2 separate regions of the Homo sapiens genome follow, and region 1 is linked to region 2. A link is a loop called in an ENCODE intact Hi-C map of the cell type or tissue named here. Cell type or tissue: ovary. All regions are shown on one strand. Links, peaks and the distances in the headings refer to the core of each region. The heading gives the core; the rest is flanking DNA. Region 1 overlaps MAML3 (mastermind like transcriptional coactivator 3). Region 2 overlaps MAML3 (mastermind like transcriptional coactivator 3).

Evidence for each region. Peaks named below come from ENCODE experiments on the same cell type or tissue, not always from the same donor. Only the 100,000 strongest peaks of a DNase experiment are listed, where the experiment ranks them.
Region 1: a loop joins it to region 2, with 2.0 times the contacts of the local background. A loop is called at or near these places in 5 of 110 quality-filtered maps.

The regions. Positions count from the first base shown.
Region 1 is chr4:139,962,344-139,967,728 of GRCh38, forward strand. All of the region lies in intron 1 of MAML3 (mastermind like transcriptional coactivator 3), which reads right to left. Among named protein-coding and RNA genes, the nearest start is that of MAML3-AS1, 160 kb to the right of the region's middle. RefSeq lists a silencer at 802-1,001. In ovary, for the core only: no CTCF peak of the experiment used is centred there; no DNase peak of the experiment used is centred there; H3K4me3 peaks cover 578 bases; H3K27ac peaks cover 2,592 bases.
Region 2 is chr4:139,902,798-139,908,182 of GRCh38, forward strand. The region is part of intron 1 of MAML3 (mastermind like transcriptional coactivator 3); the gene reads right to left. Among named protein-coding and RNA genes, the nearest start is that of MAML3-AS1, 220 kb to the right of the region's middle. In ovary, for the core only: no CTCF peak of the experiment used is centred there; no DNase peak of the experiment used is centred there; H3K4me3 peaks cover 294 bases; H3K27ac peaks cover 1,157 bases.

The DNA.
Region 1 (5,385 bases), core at 204-5,203, 60 kb after region 2:
AAATATTTGGTGCCTGCTGATATGTTCAAACAAATTCACCAGATCTTGATTATGTTCTGGCAATTAAAGCTATTAAGTCAGTAGATAGACAGCAGGTTATTTCATTGCTGGTAGAAAAAGCCAGCTTTCTTTTCTCCCCTTTTTATGTGACAGCACTGTAATTAGCCTTAATCAAATACTATTTGTGTTAGGTGCTGTAACTTTGCTTTCTTAGCCAGGAAACTCTGCCAATCTAGGAAAAGTAGAAATACAACTTCGGTCAAAAAGCAAGAAAGATAGGGATAGGGTATTTGAGAACTCTCTGTGCTATCTTTGCAACTTCTCTGTAAATCTAAAACTGTTCTAAAATTAAAACTTTAATTTTTAAAAACCAAGAAAAAGAGAGGAAGAGAGGAATGAGAGAGAGAGGCTGTTGAAAGTGAGGCTTCAACTGTAGCAGCATAACATGTAAAAGCAAGCTTTTAGAAGTAGTCAATTCATTTAGAAAATATGGTTCCTCTGGAAATTCCAGGTTAACCCTCTTGTTACATGGGGGAATGCCTTGGTGCTTCTTTTTTTTACCACTGCAAATAAGTATGTAATGGAGACTACAGCCAGGTAAAGGGAACGGCAATAATCATGAATAAAACTGATTTTTTTTTTAACCATTCATCCAAACTTCTAGTTTATTTTTCCGTGTTTTAAACCCACCATTTCTTTTAACATCCCTGGAAGAAAGAGCTCTTCAGATCGTTTTGGGAATGAAGTTAGTGAAGAGGTGAGGCAGGGTTTCTCAAACTTTAATGTGCATACAAGTTGGGTGCAGTGGATCATCCCTGTAGTCCCAGCTATTCAGGAGGCTAAGGCAGGAGGATAGCCTGAGGCCAGGAGTTCAAGACTAGCTTGGGCAACATAGCGAGACCCCTTTGTCTTAACTAACTAACTAAATAAATAAACAAACACACAGACAAATCTCCTAGGGATCTTGTGAAATAACACATTTTGATTTGGGAGGTCTAGAATGGTCCCCAAGATTGTGTTTGTAGAAAGCGTCTATTTGATGCCAAAGCTACCGGTCCACAGACCATAGTTTGAGTAGCAAGGGTACAAAAACTAGTAATTAAGTAAGTGCAACTGGCCAGAAGTAGAACCATGGTATCTTGTCTACGTGGCCGACAATGAAACATCGGTATGAAGCAGTTGCCAACAAACAGATACTCACTTTCTATTTTCCTTGGCCAATAATACCTTGTGTCAAATTTTCAAAATGCATTGGTAAAATGGCATTATACCTTGGGTCAGACTATTAGCTCAGAGAATCCCAATAATGGAAGTAACTATTCTTGTTCAAAGTGCCCCAGCCATGATAGGGAGGCATCAGAGACAATTGTAAAAGCAATGATCTGATCTTTATTTATTATTTGGACTCTATGTTTCCTCATACCTCAAATTCTGTATCTGTACAATATTAGCAACTAGAACTAGTAATATTTTGAGTTTAAGGAAGAAATGTCACACAACTCTTAGAGCCTCCCAGAGGTACTCTGTCATTTTAAGAGATGATGATGGCTATGTTCCACAGGAGACAACCCTGCCATATGGCTGACATTCACTTGACAACAATATGATTCATTTCACTCCATCCAAAATGGTAAGATAGGCCATTAATGACTTTGAATAACTGAAAAACATATTTTTACAGGCATGAGCCACCGCACCCACTGAAAAACATATTTTTAAAAATACCTTTTGACCCAGCAATCCCATTGCTGGGTATATACCCAAAGGAATATAAATCGTTCTACTATAAAGACACATACGTTTATTGCAGCACTATTTACAACAGCAAAGACATGGAACCAACCCAAATGCCCATCAATGATAGACTGGATAAAGAACATGTGGTACATATACAACATGGAATACTGTGCAACCATAAAAAGGAATGAGATCATGTCCTTTGCAGGGGCATGGATGAAGCTGGAAGCCATCATCCTCAGCAAACCAACACAGGAACAAAAAACCAAACACCACATGGTTCTCACTCATAAGTGGAAGTTGAACAATGAGAACACATAGACACAAAGAGGGGAACAACACACACCAGGGCCTGATGGGGGATGGGGGTGAGGGGAGGGAACTTAGAGGACGGGTCAATAAGTGCAGCAAACCACCACGGCCCATGTATACCTATGTAATAAACCTGCACATTTTGCACATGTGTCCCATTTATTTTTAGAATAAAGAAAAACAAAAATTAAAAAAAACCATATTTTTTACAATTTGTGGTAACTGCCACAAATGCCACATGTCTAGTTCTCCACCAGGTTTTTTACTCCTTTATACAATGTTTGAATTCCAAACAATGGTCCTTTTACTTTATTTATTTATTTATTTTTAATTTTATTTTCTGTTTTATTGGTACACAAGAGATGTACTTCTACTTATTTTAGATTTCTTCCATATCTTGATTAATGCAACTCAATTAGGCTTTAAATCCAGTGGTATGCTGGCAAATAGCTAACAACCAGCTCTCCAGGAAAAGTAAAAAAAGAAAGAGAAGTCTTGGTATGTACCTTTGGTCAATTTTGATGATGTAAATACTCTCAGCATGGCCAATTTCAAGTACCAACTTGGCTTTACCGAATATAAAATTAGGAAGAAATGTACATAATCACAAGTCTGCTCCAGTACATAACAGCAAGTGACCCCAAAGACATAAAACATTGTTGTTTTAATAATTAAATTACAAAAATCTAGCAGGGGTAAAAGTATTCTACAATTCCAAGACAGCTTGTCTCTTAAATTGCTTTCACTTTGTTACTGAAAAGTAGAAGTCCATGAGTGTTTTTATAAACCCAAAATAACTCCCTGCTAGTTTTTTTTTTTTTTTTTAATGACAGTCTCATGATCTGTGTAATTACCACAGAATCTTATAAGCCATTTGGATTTTCATGACACAAACATACTGAAAGTTTGGAATTCTGTATGAACTTGAGAGTTGAACCTTTCCATTTTTGTTTTTTCCTACTATTATAAGCTCTCCCTTCCGTAAGTATTAGGCATGGCTCAGGCAGCCTCTGTGGCCATAACAATCTGCAGAAAATACTAAAACATCACCATGTTTTAAAATGTTCCCTACAATTGCCTTTGAGAATGGCAGCTTAATATCTTCATGTCCTCTCCTATATCTGAACTGCTTTGCTTCAATTTTTTAAAAAGCTGTCTTATGTTAAAAAGGACAACAGAATGAGAAAACTGCAATTGTAGCCAAAATGTTGTAACAATGGTGTGTTTTATGCACACTTAACATATATAACTGTTTCTAACACATCATTTCTTCATTCTATTTTTAATCTATCTGAGATTCTTTATTAAACTGTGTTTTTTATATTTTTAGTCACAAGTACACCTGCTTATTACCAGTGAGGGTCTTTTTTATTTTATTTTTAGAGAAAAGAGTGTCTTGCTATGTTGTCCTGGATAGCCAAGAACCCCTGGGCTCAAGGGATCCTCCCGTGTAGCTGGGACTACCAGCACACACCACCACTGCCAGCTCCAGTGAGGTTCTTATAAGAACACAAAAGCACAGAAGGCTACAGCTCACAGGATTGGGGGAAGGGAGGGCACTGGTGAAAAACTATCTGGCCAAGTAATATAATTAACTTGAAGAAAAACATTTGCATCATAACTATACTTGTGTCTTTTTCCATCAGCAAAAGCCAAAACCAAGCAAATAAAAAGCCACCACCATTCACCCACCACCTTGAACACAAATGATTTTGGCAGTGCAGTCAACATGAAAAAATACTGCTTGAAACAAACCAAGAAAAAATTGCTTCCAATCAAGTCTTCCTGCTTGCTTTCATTGTATTCACTTTCATACCATTTGAAATATGTATCATGTGTACCTGTTAACTCTTCGAAAATGAATCTTCTAAAGTCTTCCAATTTTTTGAACTTTTCTTAAAATTCATTTTAACCGAGCACCCCACTTATGATGAACACGTTAGGTTTTAACACATGCAGAACACGGCACAGTACACCCCCTGCCATTCTCCAGATGTTAGGAACTAGAAACATGCAAGGATTTTTCATGTTAGAAAAATGGTGAAGTCAGCTCATCAAAGGTAAAACAGGCAGAATATGTCCCTGCCTTTGCCTTTCCTAAGATGCATTTACATTCACTTGGTTTGTCTCTAGTTTGACAGGATTATTAATAGGATGGGCTTACCACTCATGTAGATGAATCTCTTAGCCACAGAAAAGCCTTTTACTATCTTACGTGTTTCTGACCGATGCCTGATGACTCTACCAGCGGATCTTCACAGTAACCAGAGATGTGGGCTAGTGATCAGTTACAGAGCAAAATTGCTAACATTATTGTCACTAAATTGGAGTCCAGCATTATTTTAACAAATTTTTTTTACATCAACGAGCAGTCTTTGGTTAACAGGCTTTAAGAATGACAAAAATACCCATCATGAAAGGAAAAAGTGTTCACAACACTGGACCTTCTTGAATGACTGCGATACAGCCCTCCTGACTTCCCACTAATCAAGTGCACTAGCCCTCCTGGATATAAGCTGAAGCTACATCAAGAACTAAAAAAGAGACATGAAGAATAAAGATCTGAGGGACATAGACATGAACATGGACATACATGTACACATAGATATATTCTGGTAAATAAAAGAATATTCATGCCATTTTTAACAATTGTGAAGAAATTTAATTATACTTAAAGTAAGGATCAAAATTGAAAAAAGTCCTAATATTAGAAGAATCAACACAGCAACAATGGAAAAGAGAGGCTCTTTTTTTCTCTGAGGGTCACTTCATAAATATTTGGGAATTTCTCACTGCTAAGTAAAAAGAGGAGAAGCAGATGATGAAAAGGAGGAGTTATAGGAGTTCAATGAAAGGCAGTCGCCCCCTCAAAATTCACAGCTCTTCCCTGAGGTCACCTTTCTGTCTCTTCACTGGTGCCCTTCCTGTGGGTAGCATGTGGGAAACAGGGGAAGGAAAAGGGATTGAGAATCAAGCTGGCATTAAAATACAATCTTACCCTATTTCCCTGTGGCCTACAGTACTCCCCTTTTGAAAAAATAACGTGGAAAAAATGTTGTTAGTTTTCTTTTTAAGGGACACACACACACACACACACACACACACACACACACACACACACACTCTATTCTTCATCCCCGGCAGTTTCCCAAATGAGATCTGCCATCATGAGGTTGCATACATAAGGCGGTGAGAGAGAGTGTGCCTCTCCTGCCAGGCCTGAAGAGTTCTTGAGGGCATCTAAAACTGAAAGCTTTTAGCAAAACACAGATGCAAGCAAATTACAAAATCATAGTGTCTGCAGGACTGGATTCTGGTTGGCACAGGTTTGGAACT
Region 2 (5,385 bases), core at 236-5,235:
CTCTTCCGCACAACCTCACTGACTTCTGTGGGCAGCGATTTCAATTATGTACAGGGAGTGACCAAGGCTGAGCCCGGGTGGACCCTTTAGTGCCCCTTTAAGACGTGGCAGCCTAAAACCTCTGTGTCCAATCTGAAGCTAAAAGACAACAAGACTTCATCGTGATCCACAGACCTCTTCCAGTCCTGAAAGTCCAATGAGCAGTGAAGACAGGAAGAAAACCTTCCGATCCAATGTTTTCATCTCCTGGGTAGGAACTGGACATGTGACCATTGAATTTCCTGGGTTAACCAAGTACTGGCCATTTCAGAACAGGAATTTCCAGTGAAGACAGTAATGTTCACAATGAATTCTTTAAAAAATTTTTATTTTTAGAAATGGCGTCTTGTTCTGTCACCCAGGCCTTGGCTCAAGCGATCCTCCCACCTAAGCCTCTCAAAGTGCTGAGATTAGAGATTTAAACCACTGTGTCCAGCTTCAGCAATGAATTCTGCAGTAATTTCATAACATCAGTCTTCCAGGACTTTATTCTTGGGGCTGTAGAATTCCCAATATAATAGCCTACTCCAACCTCTGAAAACAACAAACTACAAAATGCTCCTTTCTTGACAAAAATGTACCCTTATTACAGAATCTTTACGGCTAATAACCTTCTGGACGGCAATGTAGCAGTCTACGTCCAGTCTAGGGATACACAAAGGTGGTAAATACCTATGAAGCCAGTGCTCATGACTAATGATCAGAGACTGAATTCTGTGTCCACTTCATACGTTGAAGTCCTAACTCCCAGTATCTCAGAATGTGACTACATTTAGAGCAGAGTCTTTACAGAGGTTAAGTTAAAATGAGGTGATTAGAGTGGGCGCCAATGTGATATGACTGGTGTTCTTATAAGAAGATAACCATCTACCAGCAAAGGGGAGATGCCAATCTTAGTCTGTTTGTGCTGCTATAACAAAATACCTGAGACTGGGTAATTTATACATAAATGTATTTGTTCACAGTTCCAGAGGCTGGAAAGTCCAAGATCAAGGCACTCACAATGTCAGTGTTGGTGAACGGCCATTACTCATTAGACGGCACCATCTAGGTATCCTCACATGGCAGAAGGGACAGAAAGGCAAAAGGGAACACTGTGTCCTCCCATGGTGAAAACACAGAAGAGCAAAGGGAAAGGCCTAAGCTAGTTCCTTCCAGCCCTTTGGGAGGCAATAATCCATTCATGGGGGTGATGTCATCATGACTTCATCACTTCCCTAAAGGCCCCATCCTCTTACTACCACAGCAGAGATTATGTTTCAACACATGAATTCTGGAGGACTAACATTCAGACCATTGCAAGGCCTCAGAAGAAACCATCCCATCACCTTGACTTTGGACTTCTAGCCTCCTTATGAGGGAATAAATTGCTCTTGTTGAAGCCACCCAGTGTGTGGTACTGGCAACTCTAGCAAACTAATGAAACTGATAATTTGGTTCGAACATGTCTCTGTCCTCTCAGTGTCTTAGATGGGTTTGGCTCTCAATTGATATTTTAAAGGAATATTTTGCACAAATTTGCTCATGCTTAGATTTAACTAACTGAACATCTACTGGGTGCTGGGTTCTGTATCAGCAAGTAGGGACACGCTACTGAACAAAAGCCAATCTCTTTCCTTCAGAATGGAGAGGAAAGAAATGCAGATGGGCAAAGACAGTGTCGTTTGCAGTAGGCATAGGCGACCACGCTGTGGGAGCACAAAGCACCACATGCCACTCAGTCCAGATGAAGTAAGGCTTCCTGCTGGGGCTGACACACAACCCGAGAACTTAAGCATTCATAGTGAGGTGAAGACAGCCCAGGCAGAGAGAGCACCACCTTGGGTCAGAGGAGAAGGAAGCATGGTTTTAAGTGAAAACTTGCTTAATGACAAAGATTCATTCTAAGAAATGTGTTAAGTGATTTCATCATTGTGTGAACATCATATTCACACAAGCCTAATATCCTATTACACACCTGGGGTCTATTGCTGCTAGGCTACAAACCTGTACAGCATGTTACTGTACTGAATACTATAGGCAACTGTAACACAATGGTAATTGGTTGTGTATCTAACCATATCTAAACACAGAAAAGGTACAGTAAAAACATGAAAAATGTGGCGTTACAATCTTGTGGAACCACCATCATATATGTGGCCTGTCGTTGACTGAAATGTCATTATGTAGCACCTGACTGTGGTTGTATCTGGCTTGAGCCAGAGTGTAGGGCAGAAGTGTGGAGAAACAAGCTTGCAGAAGAAAGAGCTGTATAGACCTGTGTACCATGGTAAGAAGCTTGGACTTTATCCAGAAGGTTTCAGGAGACACTGGAGGAAAAATGGTCACTTCTAGTGCTAACTTCTGATTTTGTAATGATAAAGATCAGTTATAGGGCTGGGCGCAGTGGCTCACGCCTATAATCCCAGCACTTTGGGAGGCTGAAGTGGGTGGATCATGAGGTCAGGAGATCGAGACCATCCTGGCTAACACGGTGAAACCTGTCTCTACTAAAAATACAAAAAAATTAGCTGGGTGTGGTGGTGGGCATCTGTAGTCCCAGCTACTCAGGAGGCTGAAGCAGAAGAATGGCATGAACCCGGGAGGCAGAGCTTGCTGTGAGCCGAGATCATGCCATTGCACTCCAGCCCGGGCGGCAGAGCAAGACTCTGTCTCAAAAAAAAAAAAAAAAATCAGTTAAATCAGTTATAGCTGGTTACAAAAGGTAAAATATTCGAAGTGATCTGTATTAGTTTTCTAGGGCTGCCATAACAAAATACCACAGACTGGGTGGCTCAAACAACATACATTAATTTTCTTACAGTTCTGGAGGCTGGAAGTCCAAGATCAAGGTATCTGCAGGGTTGGTTTCTCCTGTGCCTCTCTTCTTGGCTTACAGGCAGCCAGTTTCTCACTGTGTCCTTGAACAGTCTTCCCTCTGTCAGCACTCATTCCTGGCATCTTCCTGTGGTCCAAATTTCCTCTTCTTATATAGATAATAGTCATCTTCAGTTAGGGCCTACCCTAATGCCCTCATTTTAACTTAAAATGACCCTATCTCCAAATACTGTCACATTTTGAGAAACTGGGGAGTAGGACTTCAGCAAATGAATCTGAGAGGACACAACTCAGCCCATTACATGATCCAATATCATTCTTGCATGGCTGGTTAAGCAAACAGACAATGCCATCCTTAACGTACATATCAATACAGCTCAGACTTGGTCTTGAGGCAAGTAACTCAACAACTGCTATTGGTTCAGAGTTTAACAATATGTATACTCCTATTTTTATTAATGTATTTACTTATTTTGAGATGGGGGGCGGGTCTCACTATGTTGCCCAGGTTGGCCTCAAACTTCCTGGCTCAAGTGATCCTTCTGCCTCAGCTTCTTAAGTAGCTAAGTAGCTGAGACTATGGGTGCATACCACCTGCCCAGCATGTATATATTTTCAAAAGTGTTTGTCTCCCAAATTCAGAAGAAACTTCACATTCACTCCTTAACTATTAGCAAAGAAGTATAGTCAGAGATGACTCTAAGCAAAACCTCAGAGGAGGCAAAAGTTAGCCTGCCATGACTTTAGGAGGCTCTGAATAGTAAGTGTTTGTTCCCTGCAGCTTAGTAAATGTCACTTTACGATGATTTTCCATAATCCACTTGACTGCAGAGAGATGTACAGTGGGAAAATCGAGGCATAGAGACCAGGGCCATAATGTAACTCAGAGGAAGAACAAGGAATGATGGTTAGGATTCTTGCGCCAGCCCAGTGCCTCATGCGATAAATCACTTTGCCTAAAACAGGTTCAGAGTTTGTCAACTTTCTGTTCAAATTGTGGTGCATTGTAAACGTACTGTAAAACTGTAGAGTAAAAAGTATGTATTTCAATGGTTTTATCTTTCTTACCTAGCCATCCACATATTATTTATGCAGTTTCCATTATAATGCTACAGTTAAGTTTGCATAATATTTTCTGTAACTACCTACTTTTGCATGGTTATAGCTCTCTAAAACTCCCCTGGGACAGAGTTTTTTCACCTTGGTCTCAGTTCAGAAGCAATTTTTTTTTTTGTAATAACAATTGATGACTTTAGAGATATTTTTGAAGTCATGTGAATGTGAAAGAAAGGAAGATTTTTACTGCATTGAATATTTTGTTACCTTTTGTCTAAACACCACACATCAAAAAGAGCTGAACAGAAAGGTATCAAGCAAGGCAGTGTAATAGATTTCACTGAAGACTGACCACACTGCCAGATTTGACTACATGAGGTTTGCATTCACATGCTTATCAGTATTTAAAAATACCCTGAGTGTACACAACAGAAAATGTCAGGAACTTGAAAAGCAAAAATATGCATGTGGTGTTTTCCAGATTTCAGCAAAGCACAGTAACTAAAGAAACTTAATTATGTGATCAGGCAGCAGTTACTTAACCTTTCCAGACCTCTGTTTCCTCAATTATAAAATGAGAGGGTTGGACTACATGATCTCCAAGGTTTGTTCCAGCTCTAAGAGTCCCTATTTGGACTCTGGATACAAATCAATAACTTACTTTCAAAGTCACCCTGGAAGGCACTCTTAACTCTGAACTTGGCAGGTAGTTACCAAATAAGATCCTTATTTTACATCAGAGAACAAGAATTCATTACATTCTTCTGCCAAGGTTTCTTGACTTTGGTAAACATGAAAGAAAAATTACACTTGAATCCTAATCACAATTATCTTTTATAAAAATGCCAGAAAACCAAGTGTTTAAATTACATGACTCATTCAAAAGAATTTGTGACTTTTTGATGGCCCATTGGGTGTCAGGTGTTGAGCTGAGTGCAGAGGATGCAAAAGATGCACAAGTCTCCTGATTTCAAAGGAATTTGTAGGCTGTTGCATGTTTTAATTTTCCTCCTGTCTATTGGAAAATGCTCCCCTTCATGCATAACACTTGTCTGACACAGACAACAATGTTGTATCCCATTCTGGCAACCACAACTTGGCTAACTTATACAACTGTGCACTATTCTTCTTCACCGTGAATGATTTTGAGTAAACGGCCTTAAGTGACATCAAGGGTCTGAACGTGTCAGTTTGGGTAACTAGATACTGGACCAGGTTACATATAGAAGCCGTCTACCTTTTCTGGGTGTCCACATTGCATGTATTACCTAGAATAAGCAGATGGATGGTGGACCTATTGTAAGCTTAGAGTGAGGGGCTCTGGGACCTAGAATCACGTCTCTCATGGCCAAGCTGTATCCTCTCTGGAACTCAGTTAACTATGCTCTGCTGCCATTTTTGCCCTGGACAAAATCTCTGAAGTCCCCTATAGATCTAACAGCCCAGAATTGTATAATCTGTCTAGGTTTACTT